Linked DNA regions of Homo sapiens: region 2 is linked to region 1. A link is a contact called in ENCODE Hi-C data. All regions are on one chromosome and are shown on one strand. Each heading gives the region's core, a stretch centred on a gene start or an enhancer-like site at or near the end of the contact. The rest is flanking DNA. Distances are from core to core; before and after follow the strand shown.

Region 1 (2,700 bases), core at 76-2,575:
TACAAGTCCTAGTCAAGCGAGCATTCCAACTACTGTACTTCCTATTCAGAATCACCCATATTAATCACCACTAAAACATCTTGCAGAATTAGATAAAGAACACAAAGCTGGGGCTCTCCTTCCAATCACCAGATTACTCAGCACTTGTTTGTCCCTCTGCAGTCAGTTGTGCACATTTCTTCTGTCTGGCCATCCTTTTAGACCGCATTCTGCCTAATAGGGACCGTGTATTCGATTTCCTTTACCTCACGATAAGGTGTTATTTTAATAAAACACTGTTGATCTAGAGTACATTCGCTAGAGGACTTTCTTAAGCAAATACCCAACCTTCCCCCCGCTCCTTTTCGCTGTGTGCAAGAAAAAGAGGACGGCAAATAGGGGAGAGTTACAGCCACCTCTGAAGTGAATAGGTAAGTTAGCGGTAAACGGGAGAATAAAAAACTACAAGTTACATTTCTCCTGTTACTGCTCCTTTAATCTACGGTCCCCGAGGCCAAAACGGATGTTTGAAAGGTAAGCTCAGAACCCCACAGATACAAATCTCCGACTCAGGCACGTAAGCTGTTCCCCCTCACAGAAGGCTGGATCAGAAGAGAAACGGGCTCCGAGACCGACCCTGGGACCGTTCAGTAGGGAAACGGCCGGGAGGCTGCCCGAGGTGGCTGACTCCCCCTTCTCCGAGTCACCCCGCCCTAAGAAGCCCCAGGTCTGGGTTCTGAAGTCCTCCAGTGAGACGGGGAGGAACAGCGGTGGCGGACACAGCGGGACCTGGGAGGGGTGTAGGGGGAAGACACAGGAGATGCGGGGGGCTTGGGATGCCCGGCTTCCTGTCATAGCTGCAGTCACTTACCCCACGGGGTAGCCGCCCCCTAGGTGCACATCTTCAGGGGCATCATAGAATTCCTCGGTGTCGCTTTCCGACGCCATTTATAGGACACACCCGCGGGTGAGGGGGCCGGCGCCGCCTGGAGGAAGGGTGACTCTTGTCTCCTCCTCGTCGACCTCCACCCGGGCGAGACTGGGGAAGTGGGTCTCGGGCGAGGCTGAGGGAGCAGACGATCTGTAGCGAGGAGACTGTTAAGGAAAGGGGGCCGCCCTCAGTTGCCGGGCTTCGGGAATGACCGGCAAAGCGGCCGCCTGAAGAGGCGGCGGTTGGTCCAGGGAATGTTGCTGCCACCGCTCCCAGTGATAGGTGTATAAGGAGCGCGAAAGAGGCGGTGGCTCCTCGCAGTAAGGGAAGAAGGGCGCGCCGGCTACAGCGGCTCCAGTTTCTCCCGCAGCAGCAATTTACAGCAGCTGGAAGAGCTAGTTGCCCGCAAAATACCGACGCGCACCTACCCTCGCGAGATTTCGGAGGGGCGGTAATACGTGGGCGGGGCGAAGAGGTGGCGGGGGCGGTTCCAGAGAGGCAGCGCTCCGATTACTTCGGCCCGAGAAGCCTATCAAAACGGCGCAAGCGCGTTGAGGGCGTTCGGTGAGGGCCGGAAGTAGCCGAGAAGGGAGGGGGTGAGCCTCCCGAAGGGAGGAGTCTAGGACCTGCGCAGGAGCAGCGTGGTGCCCTGGCTCTGAGAGCGCGCGGCCGACGTAGGTGGGGTCAGGCAGAAAGTCTTACTCCCTAACTCTGCAGTTCCAAAGAGACGCGTTTTGAGAGGGGTGATTTTGAGTCGGTCTTTTACTTGTAAAGAAATACTCTCGGGAAACGTTGGTGTGGACATTTTGGCGTATATTTACGATGTCTTACTATCCAAGCCCGGAATGTCCCACCCTAGGGCGTCGGCAGGTCCACCACCTCTGGCGTTACGAGAATAACTCGCCCTTATTCACTACGAGATCTCTAATTGAGATCCCTAGATATGATCCTGCCGGCCAGAGGGTGGGGTCCTTGAGATATACACGGGGAGTGTGCCAGTTCCATGGTGTAATGATGGATTTATTGCTGGAGCTGAGCCAGTATTAGGCCTCCGGTTACTTTTTCTCCGCACATGTCTGTCGCTGCCAACACAGTGTGAGAGAAGTTCTTACATACTGCCCAAGATGTGCGTCAGCTAAATGGTAAATATTTATTGAGCAGATATCATTGCAAGCCTACGAGCTAATGGCTTAATTCTGATCCTCAACTGCCCAGCGTCCGGTGATAAAAATAGAAAGGTACTTTTTAAAAAACCGAGATGTTCCTTCTTAAACCACGGGTCATTGACCATCAAGGTGATAACATTGACTTTCAGTATGATCACACAGCATATTTATTTCTCCAACTGACATCATGATAGGCATTTTGAGCTGTTCGTGCAGCCTCAATTAGTATTCAAGAAAAGGCTGGATTGGAGCCAGGGGTATGGTCTCAGAGAAACTGGAAAGGGGCTCTAGACTTTGTCAAGCAATCAGGGCAAGGTCTGCTGTGGTCTAGTGGACTTGGGTAAAAACCAAATGTCATATACTGTATATTCTATAATACCCCAGGGAGTTTAGGGAAAACACTGCGTAATCAAATATATTAATATTTTTGCAGCAAGATATATGATTGTTCATACGGGATAAATAAATACAAGTAAATAGCCTCATTCAGTTTGAGTCAGACGCTTCTGCCAAATAAGTTTAAGATAGATCTATTTGACTGTCAAATAAATTACTAAAAAAAAAAAAAAACAGAAACTTGGTTTCCAGAGCTTTTGAAGTTTCAGAATTGGAGACAAGGGATTT
Region 2 (2,700 bases), core at 82-2,581, 230 kb after region 1:
TGGTATTATCTTTAGTTCTAGCAAGTTTTTGAGTAGCTGATTATTCTCAAATTTACCTAAAACCTACTACTAGAATTTCAGTGTATGTAAGTTGAAATACAAAGTCAGCAATGTTGAAGATCTCAGATCCCAGAGGGAGAAATCCTAGAAAACATAAAGATTCCACACTCACCGCATCACTTCCTTAAGAAGAAGAAGAAGAAAAAAACAGCCAAAGAAAAAAAATCACAATAGTGATTAAACTGGTTGCTAAGAGCAAACTCCCTTTATTTTCCCAAGGAGGAGTCTGGAATTATAAGTAGAAAGGGCAAAGGAATAGGTGTAAGAAGGTGGCCCCAGGCTGTAACCGTCAAGAAGGCAAAGAATGAATAGAAGACAAGCAAGGGGAAAAACAGGCTTGACTGGGGTTTTTTTTGGGGGCTAGGCTGATAGAGCAGAATCAAGATTCTGACTTAGAAGAGCAGTCCCACCAGAGTTTGGAAGCAGTTTGCATAGTGGTTAAGAGCCTGGGTACCAGAATCACACCGCTTGGGATCCTGAGTCCCGCTCTGCCACTTACTATTTATGTAACCTCTGGCAACTTGGTTAACCTATACACCTCAGTTTTGTCACTTGTAAAATGGAGACAATAGTGTGTAACTTGTAGAGTAGCTGTGAATTAGGTAAGTTGATGCTTCAGTGCTTGGTTCATAGCAGACGCTCAGTAAAATGTTAAACTGTTATTTGTAGTTTTTATCCTTCCTCTTTCTTAATGTTGTGTACTGCAGCAGGGAGGGGGAGGGATGAAGCGCTTATCCCACTAGAAGAGTGATATTTGTGTGAGAGCCTGGGTCAGGCTTATTTTGAGACGTGGGCCCCACTGAGGTGAGGTGGCACCGCTTCCAGGGCACACCCTTTGCTCGGGCCCCGCCGTGACTATGAGGAGGCCGAGGCCACGGCTGGCAGAATGCACGGGTGGACCTCCTTGGAGTGGCTAACCCGGGGCGGCTGCACTGTTGTCCCTGGATACTTGACACTTTTCACTTTTTCTGCCTCCCGGCACTAGAATCCATGTGGGCTCACACCAGAGCCTCCCGGTTTCCGAGGCGTGAGGGCCACTTAGCGGTCATTCAGCTTCAGGGTCCGGCCCTGTCACGCTTTCGCTACAGCCTGGGAGTTCCGTTCGGACCCCACACACCGTCCTAGCCCCGGCTCCCCGCCACCCTGCCTCCCGCGCAGGCGCCGCCGGGGCCACCCCCGCCGCCATGTTTCCCCCGCCCGCGCGCTCCCCCCCCCACTGCCCCCTCCCTCCCCAACTGGGTTCCCGCCCCCCTCCCTCAGCAGCCCCCCCACACCCTGGTGAGGTCAGGCGGAGGCTCTGCCGCTGCGGCCGCAGTAGCTCAGCTCCTATTCCTGGGAAGCCTGGAACGGGGACTTTTGAAAATAACTGCAGCGGCATTCGGGTTAGGGTCCGTGCTCTCCGCCTGCGCCAGGACAGGGTGAAGTGGTCGGGGCGAGCAGAGGGTGCGAAGGTGCGGGTGCTGGTGCCTCGCAGCAGGAGGGAGCCCCGGCTGCGCCGCGCGACTCCCTCTTTGGCCCTCGGAGCGCAGCACCCGGCGGACAAGCGGCGGGACGCCAGGACGCGGCGAGCAAGGTGAGGCAGGGTCCTGAAGTCACAGGGGCTCCAGCAGCCGCTTCCCTGCCTTCGGACCCGGCGCTGCGCGGTGCGCGGCGAGGAGTTGCGATCTGTACCAGGGGCAGAGGAGCAGAGGAGCAGGGAAACAGCTTCATTTTGCCCGCCGCCCCCTCTTTTTCTCCCGCGTGCTGGTGCGCGCCCTCATCCTTACACCTTCGCATCCCTTTCTGCCGGTCCCTCTGGCTCCGTCGGACGCCTGGGTTCTTCTAGGACCCCAGAACCCGGCTTTCCTGTGCTTCTTTGTCATCTCTCCAAGATCTTCTCCTCTGGGCCTCGCTGTTGCTGCCCTGACGGTCTGGGGTCCCGCTGCCCGCCCCGGCCCTACTGTCTCTTGCCCTCTAACAGTTTCTGCTTTGTGCCTCCTAATCCATCTCTCCTTCAGAATCTTCTAACTTAGGAGGCTCCTCTGCTGGCTCCCAAGTCAGGAGCACACTCCTCTTCTTCCTCGAAGCTTTTAACTTAGCTCTGAATGTCTTCAGCTCTGAATATTTTGACTTTTTTGTTTGTTTGTTTGTTTAATTACAGTTGACTAATGATTTTCTTGGAGGCTTATAGTCTAGGCTACAGTTTACTGAAAGTGATGAGATCATTCCTTCACTAAATAGCCTTAGTAAATATCAACTAGGGAACTTTAAAGTTTCTTTCTAGGTTTCATTAACTTAGTCCAAGAACAATAGCCACTTAAAATGTATGTATATATGTTGGTACGCAATCTTCGTACATGGTCCTAAATCTGATTCTTCCCTGGCTGCTGAGCAGGCCTGAGAGAGAGGATTGGTGGGAATTGTGATGCCTGGCTCCATTTCTCTAATTGTAAACTAGGATGTTAATCGTTTTAATGTAGTCAGAGGACTTTAGTGGTTTGGGATAAAGTCGCTCAAGTTAGCATAGGCTGGTAACTAAGCACATTGAATGGAGACTAAGAGACGCTGGGATTTAAAACTGTCTCTGGAGGGCACCTGCTTTCTTTTTTTTGAAGCCACAGTTTCTTAACAGTAGATTTCATGTTTGTATAAACCCTCTAA

Evidence for each region. Hi-C counts contacts between places; a loop is a spot of excess contacts on that map. Pooled maps may share reads with other maps.
Region 2: a map of CD8-positive, alpha-beta T cell shows a loop between it and region 1 (6-fold over the local background). The contact joins the promoter of KLHL13 here to the promoter of WDR44 in region 1. A Hi-C loop is called at or near these places in 4 of 168 maps with a recorded cell type or tissue (CD8-positive, alpha-beta T cell, ascending aorta, sigmoid colon and 1 more) and 15 of 50 pooled maps.

The regions. Positions count from the first base shown.
Region 1 is chrX:118,344,731-118,347,430 of GRCh38, reverse strand. WDR44 (WD repeat domain 44) reads right to left here and starts at 1,325. Exons shown (of 20, transcript NM_019045.5): 1 at 851-1,325. The coding sequence starts at 927. RefSeq lists enhancers at 650-1,193, 1,735-1,784, 1,975-2,094.
Region 2 is chrX:118,115,441-118,118,140 of GRCh38, reverse strand. KLHL13 (kelch like family member 13) reads left to right here and starts at 1,331. Exons shown (of 8, transcript NM_001168302.2): 1 at 1,331-1,633.